Linked DNA regions of Homo sapiens: regions 2 and 3 are each linked to region 1. A link is a contact called in ENCODE Hi-C or POLR2A ChIA-PET data. All regions are on one chromosome and are shown on one strand. The core of a region is the stretch at or near the end of the contact, and the rest is flanking DNA. Distances in the headings are between cores, read along the strand shown.

What was found. A loop is a pair of places that touch in the nucleus more often than their neighbours do. ChIA-PET counts read pairs that join two places held with the same protein, here RNA polymerase II (POLR2A). Pooled maps may share reads with other maps.
Region 2: a pooled map shows a loop between it and region 1 (4-fold over the local background). The contact joins the promoter of CERS2 here to the promoter of PI4KB in region 1. A Hi-C loop is called at or near these places in 6 of 50 pooled maps. POLR2A ChIA-PET finds 5 or more read pairs at or near these places in 4 of 52 experiments (CD4-positive, alpha-beta T cell, MCF 10A, WTC11 and 1 more).
Region 3: a loop to region 1 is called in a pooled map, with 9 times the contacts of the local background. The contact joins the promoter of PRUNE1 here to the promoter of PI4KB in region 1. A Hi-C loop is called at or near these places in 8 of 50 pooled maps. POLR2A ChIA-PET finds 5 or more read pairs at or near these places in 4 of 52 experiments (CD8-positive, alpha-beta memory T cell, HEK293, MCF 10A and 1 more).

The regions. Positions count from the first base shown.
Region 1 is chr1:151,324,910-151,329,315 of GRCh38, forward strand. It overlaps PI4KB (phosphatidylinositol 4-kinase beta), which reads right to left and starts at 2,507. Exons shown (of 12, transcript NM_001369623.2): 1 at 2,362-2,507. RefSeq lists an enhancer at 2,015-2,939 and a silencer at 2,875-2,944.
Region 2 is chr1:150,972,267-150,976,672 of GRCh38, forward strand. CERS2 (ceramide synthase 2) reads right to left here and starts at 2,569. Exons shown (of 11, transcript NM_022075.5): 1 at 2,353-2,569. RefSeq lists enhancers at 787-1,718, 1,676-1,820, a cis regulatory region at 1,748 and silencers at 1,924-2,413, 2,434-2,873.
Region 3 is chr1:151,006,249-151,010,654 of GRCh38, forward strand. PRUNE1 (prune exopolyphosphatase 1) reads left to right here and starts at 2,201. Exons shown (of 8, transcript NM_021222.3): 1 at 2,201-2,423. The coding sequence starts at 2,385. It overlaps MINDY1 (MINDY lysine 48 deubiquitinase 1), which reads right to left and starts at 654. Exons shown (of 10, transcript NM_001376665.1): 1 at 64-654. RefSeq lists enhancers at 1-149, 380-559, 2,052-2,594, 2,595-3,135, 2,791-2,840.

The DNA.
Region 1 (4,406 bases), core at 1,257-3,756:
ACTCAACTCTAAGAAGAAAGCAGGGAAATGAGAGGAAATATGATTTCTGGTTGGGGATGCTTCCAAGGAGGAAAGCTGCTTTTTTTTTTTTTTTTTTCCTGAGACAGAGTTTCACTCAGTCACCCAGGCTGGAGTGCAGTGGCGTGATCTCGGCTCACTGCAACCTTCGCCTCCTGGGTTCAAGTAATTCTCCTGCTTCAGCCTCCGGAGTAGCTGGGATTACAGAAGCTCGCCACCATGCCCGGCTAATTTTTTGTATTTTTAGTAGAGATGGGGTTTCACCATGTTGGCCGGACTGGTCTTGAACTCCTGACCTCGGGTGATCTGCCTGCCTCGGCCTCCCAAAATGCTGGGATTACAGGTGTGAGCCACCGCGCCTGGCAGGAAAGCTTCTAATAAGGGGAATTATGAGGAGACTGCACCATGACTAACGACAAGGAAGAGAAAGGAAGTGGGATAAGATGACATAACTACTCCCAAACAGACCTAGAATCAGAAAATGAATGGAATCTCACGTGCCCTTTCGCTATCACAGGCTGAGAGAGACATGGCAGCAACTAGTTGCCTAAGTCTCAGTTCACTCCAAGTTCTCTTTTCCAGCCAGCTTCCTCAAAGTGCTTTCCCACAAACATACTTTCTACCTATAGAATCTGGAGTTATGGATCAAGTACGTGAGGAACAGGACAGAAAATCAGCCACTTAATGCACTGGGGGAAAAAGCAAAGCAGATGAAGGAAGCAGGCCTGGAGCTTGTCTTTCAAAATGACTTACACCCCTGGTTGTGGACTAGAAACATCTGACAGAAAGACCAAGGTGAAGGAAAATTCTCAGGATGACTAAACCACTACTAATAAATACCTTTTGCCTGAGGAACCCAAAATGTTTTGTAAACAAATAAACCAAATCTGATTTTTTCCCCCAACCCACATCCTGCTACCAACTTATTACTGCACTGATGCCTACAGAGAGTGGGCATTTTCCAAAAGGATCACTCTAGAGGTCAAGTGAGGAAGTCACATGCTGAACCCAGGAGTCCCGATTCTGAATGTACAAGCTCTTTCCATTGTCTCATGTTCCTTTTTCCAGTTATACCCTTACCCCACTCCAGGCCTGAATTCTTATGGAACCAACCAAAACTATTCTAGTAAACCACAAGAATAAACTGATTCCTCATGGATCTGGACAGGGGTGAGAAGGCACTCTATTCTGTGATTCCTTTAACAAAAGCCTAAAATTAAATAATCTGAAACAAGTTTTCTCACAATCTCATTCAATTTCCACGCAGGCCTGTTCATCCCTCTTAGTGGCTGCTCCGGAGTAGTCAACCAAGTGTAATCTGATAGGGACTTCTTCAAAACTTGCTCCGGCCTTCAGAAACACCCTTCTGTCCTGAACGGCCTGAGGCAGCTGAGGCTCCCCCTGCTCACAACACATTTTTCTTCTTAGTTCAAGGTTTAGTTGATCCTGAAATAAGTGGTATGTGGAGATAAAGAGTGTAACAGAGAACACATGAAGCCCACGGGAAAAACAGAACAAATGTCACAAGGATCAGAGAAATCCCTGAAACTCGAGGGAGGTGTCAAAGTTGGAAATCCTGAATGGGAAGGGCACTGTCAAATCTCTCCCCTACAGACAGAAACCTCTAGAAAGTTGGGGGATTGAGGAGGGAGAAAGAGAAGCTAAAGAAAGTTATAGGGATCATAATGCATCCCAGAGAAGAGTGAGGACTAGGTTCAAAGTAAGAATGTAAATGGTACTTTTGGATTGATGACAAGGGCCCGAGATCCCTTAAGGAGAAGGGAACAGGCAATTCTTGGAAGCCAGGAGCTGGCTGGGTAGGTGGGTGACAGTGAGGTAATGGAATCAGAAGCAGCACAGGAAGACAGGGATGCAATCTTTAGCTCAGGGAAATGGGAACCCAGTGCTGGAGTTGCACAGGGACATAGGAGGAAAAGTGCAAACTAGGAAAAGAGATAAAGGTGGAGTCCATGGAAAAGGTTTGGGGCAGGGGCAGAGACGACGAGGAAGGACAAGGATGGGCATTATGGGAGTCGTCTGATATGGAAAGGGTTCATGACTTAAAAAAAAGAATTATTCGAGACGTAGGCAACAGGGATGAGTGAGGGAGGGGGGAATCCCCGAGGCAGAGGGAGGAGCTAATAGAAGAGGAAGCCAAAAAGCGGAGGAGGACCCCAGGCCTGAGAGGAAAGGGTGGAGAAGGAACCCGGGGTGCAGCTGACACCAAGAGGGCAGTTTCGTAGTCGAACTCAGGTGGGGAAGACTGTGCGGGACAGGGTGGGAGAGGGACCCCCCCCCCCACCCAACAGGGCAAAGGTGACTCATGAAGGAGGAGTAGCTTACCTCTGGGGGACCCCCGCGGAGGGGGTGCGGGCAGTCGCGGTTGGACTGCCGACACTGCCGCCTCAGCAGCAGCGACCGCTCCCGGGTTCCATTGGCCGCCTGCGCTTCCCTGACAGCGGCCGCGGAGGCTGCACCAGGCCCCGGCTGCGGGGCTGCCCGCGGCGCCGCCTGAGGGGGCCTTCAGGCTGCCACAAGTTCGACCGGGCCACACAACCTCTTCTTCCTCCCTCAGTACAACCAAGACCAAAAAAATAATAAAATAAAATAAAATTCCCCAGCAGGTCTCGATGTAGTATTCTTCTCCGGAGTCCAAGCCAAGCCTTTCTTCCCAGGATACGCTTTCCTGCTTCCCCAGCGGTCAGGACCCTACCGATTCCATAGTAATCTAAGGAGTCGGGTGAGCTGCCTGGAACATGCCTGTTCAGAAATAGAAAAGGGGGCGGGGAAAAGATGTTTGGAAGCTCTCGAGGGAGAGAGGGCGAAGGGAGGAGCTTACGGGTGGGAGGAGGGGCCAATATTTAAGAAGCGGACCTAAGCGATAGCGTTTGCGAGGCTAAAGAAGCCGAGAGAGAAGTAAAATTTGCTGCATAAGTAGGGTGAGCAGGCGGCCGTGGGTGCCCTGTTAAAGAAGTATGGACATATGCATACTTCCAGAAGTATATTAACATGCAAGTTATATGTAAACGACCGTTTGAGTAACTAACCAAATTACCGTAATTGCAATCAATGACTTTTCCCCCTCCCGTATGCTACAAGACTCCCTTAGTAAATCAGGCCGTGGGATGGACGCTGGGTTCCTAGAAGGGCGCGCAGGAAGACGGCGGACGGGGAAGACGTTCTTTCTGACTGCCCTTTTCCTACTTATCTTGGAGGACGATGCGGAGTTTAAGCTCCTTAACATTTCGGGAATGGCGCGGTCCAACCGCGTCAGTCTTTTCGCCGTTAGAGGCCCGACTCGAGGCCGTGGTTCTGCCTCCGAGGTCACCAACCTGCCTGGGCAGCCTGTGACCTCCAGCATCCATATGCCCAGCCCTCCAGGGAGGGGCTGGACAGGGCCAGGTTGGGAGAGGTGAGTGAAACGACAAAGGCTTGGAGGGCACAATCCCTTCTTCCAAACAAAACGAAACCATATTAGGCCAAACAAATAAACAAAAACACGCCATGCAAATGGGCCTCTGGTGTTGCTTTTGTGTATTTTTCGTTTGTTTGTTTGTTTTGTAAAGACAGGGTCTTGCTATGTTGCCCAAGCTTGTCTCGAACTGTTAGCCTCAAGCAATCTGCCGGCCTCAGGTACCAAAGTGCTGGGATTATAGGCCCGACCTCGCCCAGCAAGTTTTTTGTGTATTTTTCGGTTAAGATTGTTGATTTAGAGCCCTCTTTGTCCTCAGAACCTCTATCTCAATGCCTTTCCTAGGGCTTTACTTAATATGCAATGCCCCTCATTAGTGCCTTACTTAATACATTGAGGCTAGTTATTTGAGCCCGGGTCTTGAATGCCATCTTCCCTGCCACTTACAAGCCGTTTGATTTGGAATAACTAATGTAACCTCTTTAAACCTCAGTTTCTATGTCTACAAAGAAGACATATGGATGAAGTAATATTAGCCCATTACAGGGTTTTGTTAGGATCAAGAGAGTACAAGTTGCTACTATAGTACTTTATTATTAATTATTGGGACAATCATACAGGATAGATGATGAAAGAGTCACTGCTACAATGTTTAATTGGAAGGCAGAATAAAGTGTAATAGCTTGAAAATGCCTGTGTAAAACATGCAGTATATACAACAGTAGAACAAATGGGGTACCTAACCTAATTGCTGAAGGGACATAGTGGAGTTTAAGTTAATTTGGAAGGCCTATATGTGTATGGACACACACACATACACACACACACACACACACACACACACACACACACACCAGTATATGGTGAATGAATGAATGGAAGGCTTCTTAGAAATATTGTGAGTCAGGTCTTAGAATAGATATTGGATATAACCCAGCAAAATAAAAGACAAGCGAGCATTCTGAAAGCAAAAAAA
Region 2 (4,406 bases), core at 1,319-3,818, 350 kb before region 1:
GGTGGTCCTGCACCTCCATTAGCAGAGAGGCACTACCCCCATCTCCCCAGCAGGGAGGCCCCAGATTCAGCAGGGTCAGGACCTCTGACTCAACATGAAGAGAGGGGAGGACAGCTGGGGCCTGGCCGGCCTCACTTACACATCCCCACAGAACCAAAGAGTTGGGTCCCTGTGGCAGTACTGGGGAGGCCTCTTAGCACCAGCACACAGATCCAAGCAAGACCCCATAAACAAGAGGCTGGGGCAAGAAAAGCTGAAGTGTACACACGGTAAGGAGACAACCCTGTTTTTCCAGGCCCCCTGGGCCTTCAGGGCAGTTACTTGACTTCTTATGGAGAAAATCACATCTAGAAACACTTTTCCACCCAGACTTCACTCCCCCATACACATGAAGAGACATGGTATCTGTCTACGCTCTCTCTCACACACACCTGCCTTGGAGGCACAGATGCCACTTTCTGAGGCACAGGCTGGAGAGGGGCCAGAAGAGCAGGGATTTAACTGGCATTAGATTAGCAGGAACTTGAGCAGGACTCTGTCCAGCCCCAACCTTTGCCCCAACTCTGACTGACACCCCCACAAGACCCCTCTAGGTGGATGAAAGGAGCAGAGGATCCCCATGGGAGTTTGTAGATCCAAACGGCTGAGAAGGCAGAAGTTTCGGCCTGAGAGGAAGGAATTCTCTCAGACTCCAGGTGGTCAGTCTGACTGGCTCTCATAGTTTGGAAGAATAACTGAGGAAAATAGAAAGGAGTTGTTGACAAGGGAGGAGTGACAAAGGTCCCACCGGCTCCCTGCTTCCACTGAAGAAGTCCTGAATAGTCTTCCTTGTTGAAAACTTTCAGGCAACAGAAGCAGGTCATGTACTAGAAGTCTACAAGCCATGGATGGAGCCAATGAGAGGTGTGTTATCCCTCCAGGCTGCAGGATGGGCCTCAAAATAAGCCAGATTGTAAAAAAGAGGTGGGTGAGAGGCAGTCAGAACAGTAGTCCTCAGCCTCATCTGGCCTACAGCTTGTCTGCAAAGTCCCACCAAAGGCCTCCACGGACCAAAACACTGCATGAGACTATGGCCCCAGGGGCAGGGAGACGCCGGTGGGTTTGAGAGACAGCTGGGGCGGTGTTGAAGGACACAGTGAGGGATCAGCCAGCCTATGGCCAGTGACAGGGGTAAAAGGAGGCCCTTCCTCCCAGGGGAAAATCTGGCCAGAGGCCCCAGTGAGGGAAGTGGGGGACCAGGGGAGAAAAGGATCCCTCTCTGGAACAGACTGTGCAGATCACGGTATGGTCAGCGCCAGGTCCTCAGGGACAGGACTGCAGGCAAGTCCTTACCCTTAGGAGCCCCTTTACATGTGCAGCCACTCACACCCCGGTGCGGTCATCCCGACTCCGGTATGCGGCAGCAACCGCCACCCACCCCTGCCCCAGCACAGATATGGGGGTGACTGCCTGCTGGAGGCCTGCTCGGACTCACTTCTCCAGGAACAGGGGCTCACTGCATTCGCCACGATCCTCAGAACCCCCTGAACCTGGGCCTGGCAACTCAGGTGACTGAAACCAGGTTTTGATGCCAGGAGCTAGGCTTAGGGAGGGAGAGACTCCAACTGCAGGCTAAAGATGAGTGCTCTACACCTGCAGTCAACCCACTTGCCACGGGCCTCTAGTGATTAACAAGCTACGGCCCAGAAAGCCAGTTCCACCAGGAGCTCCCTTGCCAGCCATCCACACCTCATAACGGTATGCCTTAGCCCTACCGGGCCGGGGCAGGCGCTCCGGGCCGCTCCTTCCTGTTTCCCGTTAAGCACATGGAAGCTCTGACCTCGCCTGCGAGGTGGGCACGGTGGGCCGGTAGGAAGAAAACGGGGCAGGGCCCTCCCCTCTCCTCCCACCCAAGCCACAGGACGCGTCCAGGCCAGGGCAACCCCGCGGGCCGCTGCCAGGGTGGAGGCTCTCGCGCCAATGGTCACCAAGCTCCTCCACTCCCCAACAAAGGGAAGCCCACGGCTCGGCCCCGTCGCCCGCAGCCCCCGCGTCCCCACCTTCCGCCCTACCTGTTGCCCGGGAAAGCTTCTCCGGCTCAGGGCGGCGCTGCCGCGGACACCGCGGCGCCAGGCCCGCCGGCCCCGGCCGCTCCCTTGAGGCGCTGCGCCCGCCTTACCCGGCGGCCGCCGCCATGAGCGCCCGCAGCGCCCCCCGCCAGCGCCGCCTCCCTCCTCGCCCCGGCCCCGCGGCCTTCCCAGCCCGACCCCTCCGCGGCCCCGCGACAAAGCGGCACCCGGGGCTCCCAACTTTTCCGCAGCCCCTTCCCACCCCCGCGCGGGGCTCGGGCGCCGGGCGGGGGCCCCGACTCACCCGGCGGCAGCGTTGGCGGGGCCGGGGCCGCTGCTCCGTGTACTCCGTCTGCTCGGGTGGTTGCTCCGAGGCCCCGAGGCCTGGCTCCCCGCGCCTCTCCTCCCTCTTCCGCCCGCCCGCCGGCCCGCGCCCGCCCTCGCCCTCCCTCCTCCGCCAGCCGCCGGCGCCGCCGCCGCCGCCCGCCGAGCCCAGTCGAGCTGAGCCCGAGCCCAGCCGGGAAAAAAAGGCCGCGAGCAGCCCAAGGGCCGGGAGGCTGGGCGTGACGGGAGGGGAGGGCGGGGCGGGCCTCTGCGCTGCGGCTGCCCCTTCGCCCCGGCGCGGGAGGCCAGACCCCAACCCTCCGCTCCCGGCCCCACAGCCGCGTCCACGCCCGTCACCTTGCGCTAGAGAAACCGCCGACCTGGGGAGGCGGGTGCGGGCTCCTTCCGCCACTTCGGTCTCTTTTCGGGGTGGGAGGTCTCCCACTGGGACCGACACAGACGCACTGGATGCCGCGGGGTCCCGGGCTCCGAGCGGCGGTGTCCCTGTCCCCTTACTCCTACCCACCCCCACCCACCCCCAACTGCTGTGCGGCCCCCGGTCCCCGCCAGGGTGGGCACATTCCCACTTCCAGCCCCACGGGGCGCGGGCGGAGGAGGGTGCAGCCCGGGGATCCTGCCCAAGTGCCTCGCGCCGAAGCTGAAAACCTCTCCAGGGCAGACCGAAGCAGCCGACCCTCGAGACCCAGTCGGAGCCTGCGATCACTCGGGCGACCCTCGCCTACCCCGCCGTAAAAGCCGCGGCCTTTCCACCTAGGTGCTACGGGACCTACCCCCGTGGCAAGGAAGAGCAAACCCGAACTTGCGCACACCCGGCGGCCCTGTCTGAAAGAGCCACCCCAACTTTTGTTTTGTAAAATGTATGAGTTTTCAAATGACACCACGTTTATCCGTATTCGATTTCGTGTTAAAAAGTGTTTTCCGGCCGGGCGCGGTGGCTCACGCCTGTAATCCCAGCACTTTGGGAGGCCGAGGCGGGCAGATCACCTGAGGTCAGGCGTTCGAGACCACCCTGGCCAACATGGTTAAACCCTGTCTCTACTAAAAATACAAAAATTAGCCGGGCACGGTGGCTCGCGCTTGTAATCCCAGCTACTCGGGAGGCTGAGCCACGAGAATCGCTTGAACCCTGGAGGTGGAGTTTGCAGTGAGCCGAGATCTCGCCACTGCACTCCAGCCTGGGCGACAGAGTGAGACTCCGTCTCAGGAAAAAAAAAAAAAAAGTGTTCTCCCCTTGGCCTGGCGCCGTGGCTTATGCCTGTAATCTCAGCACTTTGGGTGGCCGAGGTGGGCAGATCACTTGAGGTCAGAGTTCAAGACCAGCCTGGTCAACATAGCGAGACCCCCAACTCCTTTATAAATTTAAAAAAAAAAAGTTTTCCCCTTGAGTCGTGTGGTAAAATTACTGTTTCAGAAGTAATTACTGTTGGAAGATGCAACATGGTTTTCCTAGAAAGCTGGTCTTAACTCCTAACGTGAACGAGTGGTGACTAAGATGTATTTGAGGGCTCCTATACAGGGAGAGCTGCAGCTTACTCCATGGAGAGGTACTTTTGTCAAATTTCTCACCTAGATGAAGTATTGCCTTTTTTATGCTGTTGCAATCAGAGCCTCTGACAGTAGCTTGTTTCCCCGTTTATCTGGTCAAGTACTCGTAGGAAGGAGTGCAACCCCCACTAATCCAGTTGGAGGGCCCATCCCTCATCTCAGGCCCTTTCTGGAGGGTAAGGAGGTAGAGGCTGTCCGACCCAACTGTTTGTTCTGCCTCTCTTTTCAGGGGGACCCGCAGCCCTGACACACCATGGGAAAGATGAGAGTGGTGGCCCCTAACCAGCTCCCAGGGTTTCTCTAGGCTTTTCTAAGCCCCAGGCCTGCCTGATCTCCCAGTTTCCAGCAACCCCTCCAGCTGTGTTTTTCTCCTCCCTCCCTTATTAGCATATCTTCCATTGTATCTTTCTTTCCTTTCTTTTTTTTTTTTTTCCTTTGGAGAGGAGGTCTCACTCTGTCACTGCAGCC
Region 3 (4,406 bases), core at 951-3,450, 320 kb before region 1:
TGGAGAGGAAATAGAGAAGGGTGGGAGAAGAGGTGAAGAAGATGATTAAAATAAAGTTTTTACCTTAAAGAAGGGGGTGCTGTTCCAAGATTGAGAAGGAGGGTTCAGCCGTGGCAATGAGATGGGGGAGATAGGTGCAATGAAGGGGGCTGCCAGTGCCAGCTGCCTTCCAGCTGTCAACGCCTGAGCTTATACAGGTTTACACAGCTTTATAAGCGACGGTCCAGGCTGGGTTGTGGCCACTTCCGGACTCACGCCCAGTACTGGGGGCACTGGAGGAGGGTGAAGGCAGGCAGGGACACAGCCAAGGTGCTCCAGGTCGCTCAGAGAGTCTTCAGGATTCCTGAGTCGCCGAGTCTATGGCATGCGCTCCGGGCCCTGACTACAAGCTGGTTTTCAAAGGAAGTTTGTGGTTTTTCTTTTCTTCTCTCTCTCTTTTTTGTTCTCATCAGGACGAAGAAAAATTAGGCAAGGACAAGCTCCCTGGAGGAGGAGGGGCCTGCCCAGCGCTGGTGGATTTCCATCAGGACTTTCTGACCCGGTCAGCAGCTTTGTGATCAGCAGAGAGGGAGCGAGAAACAGGAGAGAAAAACAACAGACCCTTTCTCTTCCCTCTGCCTGCCTCTAGAAGGGACGGAGCGCTTGTGCCTCTCTGGTGAGAATAGGGAAGAGCAAGTGCCCTTGCTAAGTAGGGAGGAGAAGGGCTGGACAGAAGCAGCTTGTTGGATCTGGGCTCTCTCTCTGGGTATGGCAGTCCTTTGCTCTGGATCCACAGAAGCAGGAGCAAAGAGCACGATATTTGCATGTATTACTCAATTAATGTTAAAAACAAACAAACAAACCCAGCTCTTTTCCCTCTGGAGCCCTCCAGAGAGCTCCTTTCCAAGTCCTTGCTGTATCATTTTTAAGTCTAGAAATGAAACTGGTTGGGTTGTGCACCTGGTAGAGTGCAGAGGGTGTGGTAGAAGCCCCAGGCTCTGGGCGCGATGGCTGACGCCTGTAATCCCAGCACTTTGGGAAGCCAAGGCGGGCGGATCACAAGGTCAAGAGATCAAGACCAACCTGGCCAACATAGTGAAACCCCATCTCTACTAAAAATACAAAAATTAGCAGGGCATGGTGGCACATGCCTGTAGTCCCAGCTACTCGGGAGGCTGAGGCAGGAGAATCGCTTGAACCCGGGAGGTGGAGGTTGCAGTGAGCCAAGATCCTGCCACTGCACTCCAGCCTGAAGACGGAGCAAGACTCCGTCTCAAAAAGAAGAAGAAGAAGAAAAGAACTGGCAGAGCAGGCAGGAGATCCAACACGCCTGTGCTCTGGATCTTGGTTCCACTGCAGGCCTCTCATCAGTCACCTCCTCTCGATTTACAGCTGGGGAAGCAGGAAAAGCTGGTGTGAGGCTGACGGTAGGAAATAAAGGGATAGATAAATAAATGAGGGAATTTTTGATGATGAGTGTCCATTTATTTGCAGTACCTGCACTACTCTGCGGCTGGAAAGTGGCAGTTAAGGGAGGTTGGAACCTAACTCCACATTCTGAAGGGTTCCCTAAACTCTATGTACAGGGCCGCCACAGGATGAAATTTCAAGCAACTCTAAAGGCTGAAAGAGCAATTGGAACAATTAGGGTGGCAGAGAGCAAAAAGCCAAGGTTACAACCGTCCAAGAAAGGAAGAAGATATTTGCCGAGGCTGTAGAAAAAAACAGGCTACAGAGTTGCAAAGGGAGAAGCAGCAGGAGTTGGCAGGAGACTGTAGGTGTTAACAAGAGGGGTCAAAGATTATTCTAATGTTCTCCTAACATGAACAACCACAAAATTGGTGGCGACTGAGTCAGTTTGGTAAAGGGCAGAATTTGTAGAAAGAAGATGATCTGTTTTGCCAAGTGTCATTTAAAATGTCACCAGATGCTCGGTGTGATATATGTAAAGATGTTATACTTGGCCTGATCTGAGAGGGAAAGTTCAGATGCCACAATAATGGGTTACTGTGACACATACACATTTGTTTACCGAACGACTGATCCCTCAGAAAACAATCCTTCCCTCGGTTGCTAGGGACATTGCGGAGTTGCGGGACTACGTTTCCCACGTCGCCCCACGCCACGCCCCCTTGGCCTCGCCGGAAAGACGTCCCAGGAGCCTCTGGGCGTAGAGCCCCGCCTCCGCCGCTGGGGGCGGGGCGACGCCGGACTCCGGAGCGCCCGCTTACGCAGTTCCTCCCGGGGTCGGAGGCCGATTCGCCGTGTGGCGGGTTCGAGTCCCGCCTCCTGACTCTGGCCTCTAGTCCCTGAGTCCCGGGCGGGCTGCATTCGTCGGGGAAACCTCTCCTCGACCAGGGGCACCTCTACTCGACCAGGGGCGACGGCGTACTTTGGGCTTCATCATGGAGGACTACCTGCAGGGTTGTCGAGCTGCTCTGCAGGTAACGAATCCCTGTCTGTGACTGTAAGGAATGGAGCACGGGGTCCAGGAAGGACGAAGACGTGGGATCTGGGGGAGCCTCGACGGTCCGTGTGGAGGGAACACTGAGTTGTGGGGAGGGGGGTTGGGGCCTGATCAGTTTTGGGGCATGAGGAGCGAGGAGCGAGAAGCCAGTTTAGGAGCGTGAGAATGCTGCTTGTTCAGTCTCCCGGTTTTTGGCTCCCCGCCTTTGGGGTCCGCCTGAGAGCGGGGAGAAGTCTTGGGTCTGAATCCTGCATTTGAGCCTCTGCTTGCTGTCATCTTGGTCAGTTCCATCAAAAAAACCAGGACTGTGCCGCCGCCAGCCTAGCCCCGCGAGGTGTGTTTATTCTTTTCTCCCCGCCCCTCTTTGAGTTCTCCGCTCCCAAGGCTTCGCTTGGCCCACTGGCCTCCAGGTGAACCTCGGGGGTGTGGAGGGAACCGGTGCTCACGGCCTTATTTCCTCCGAATGGCAGTTTCTGTCTGGCGGGCTGAACTCATTTCTAGGTTAGAAGTAGTCACAGTATTTTACTTTAAGTCAGTGTTTTTAAGCCAAACATACAAAATCCATCAGGCATATTTGTTGACCCACAACCAGCATTCCTTTGCCTCCAGGTTTCTCCTTTGGCCTTAACGCACACAAATGACATAAAAATTCTCCACTTGGAAGGGATAAGCACAAAGTGTGTTTGGAATCAAAACCATAAATATGACTACTCAATGCTTTGTGGCTTATTTTTGGTGCTCTCTGACTCAGTTGGACTCACCCAGCCATGCTGAGCCGTCATGAGGCATTAGGCTGTTATCCCCAGTTAGCAGCAAAAAGCTAACCAGAGACAGGCTCCAGGAGGTCACCCGGCCCCTCTACTTTGAGTTATACTGCCCTGAAGAAACCTAGATAGATGGCTTGCTGAGCTTTCCTTTTTAGATATCTTAAACTCTACAAATTCCCCTGAGGGACAGATTCTGGTCTTTAACAAATCCTGAAAGTCACTAATTCCTGCTGCAGACTCAGCTGCTGGAATAAATGAATTGTCTTCATATTGAATTGGGGAGAAGGTCCATTTTAACACCAATTACATAGACATTTTCCTTGTGAAAAACAAATTTGGGGAGTTATTTCAATGCATAAGGCCATTTGGAACCAATCCCTTTTTGTTACCTCTGAGTCCACCACAGGGCGCTTATTGGAGGACTAATGTAGAGTTTTTGGGGCACCGTTCTAAGTGCTAAACAGTTGGATTTTACCCCCCAGTAACCCAAATGACTGGTCTCTTCCACCATTTGGTAAAGTGCCCTTGGACCTGAAACCTCACCAAATAGTATTTCTTTGCATGCATCTACTCTCCAGCATATATCCTCCAGAGCCTCCCCCGACCCCCAGGTTAGTAGTATATTCTCTATTTTTATTTTGTATTTGTTTATTTATTTTCAGCCAGGGTCTCACTCTGTTGCCCTGGCTGGAGTGCAATGGTGTGATCACCTCCCCGGCTCAAGTGATCCTCCCACCTCAGCCTCCCGAAAAAGCTGCGACTATAGGCAGTGCCACCACGCAGGGCTAATTTTTTGTATTTTTATAGAGACAGGGTCTCGCCATGCTGCCCAATCTGGTTTCAAACTCCTGGACTCAAACAATCCCCCTGGCTTGGCTTCCCAAGGTGTTGGAATTACAGGTGTTAGCCACTGTACCCAGCCCGAATAGTATATTCTCTACAGCAATATGAAGCTGGAAAAATACTTGATTTTTCCAATACTGCTGGCATCTCGACCTTTCTCTCCCTGCATTCATCCCCCAAGGAGCAAGATCTAGATCTTCCTTTCAAACTTGTGAACTTGTGAAAGGTGAGATTGTGTCTTAGAGCTTGCATCATCACATAGCCTCTCCAGGGCCTGGAGAAATGAGAAAATTAGACTCTAGGAAGGTTAACAGGGGAACTGATGGCAAGACATACTGGTAGATGCCAAC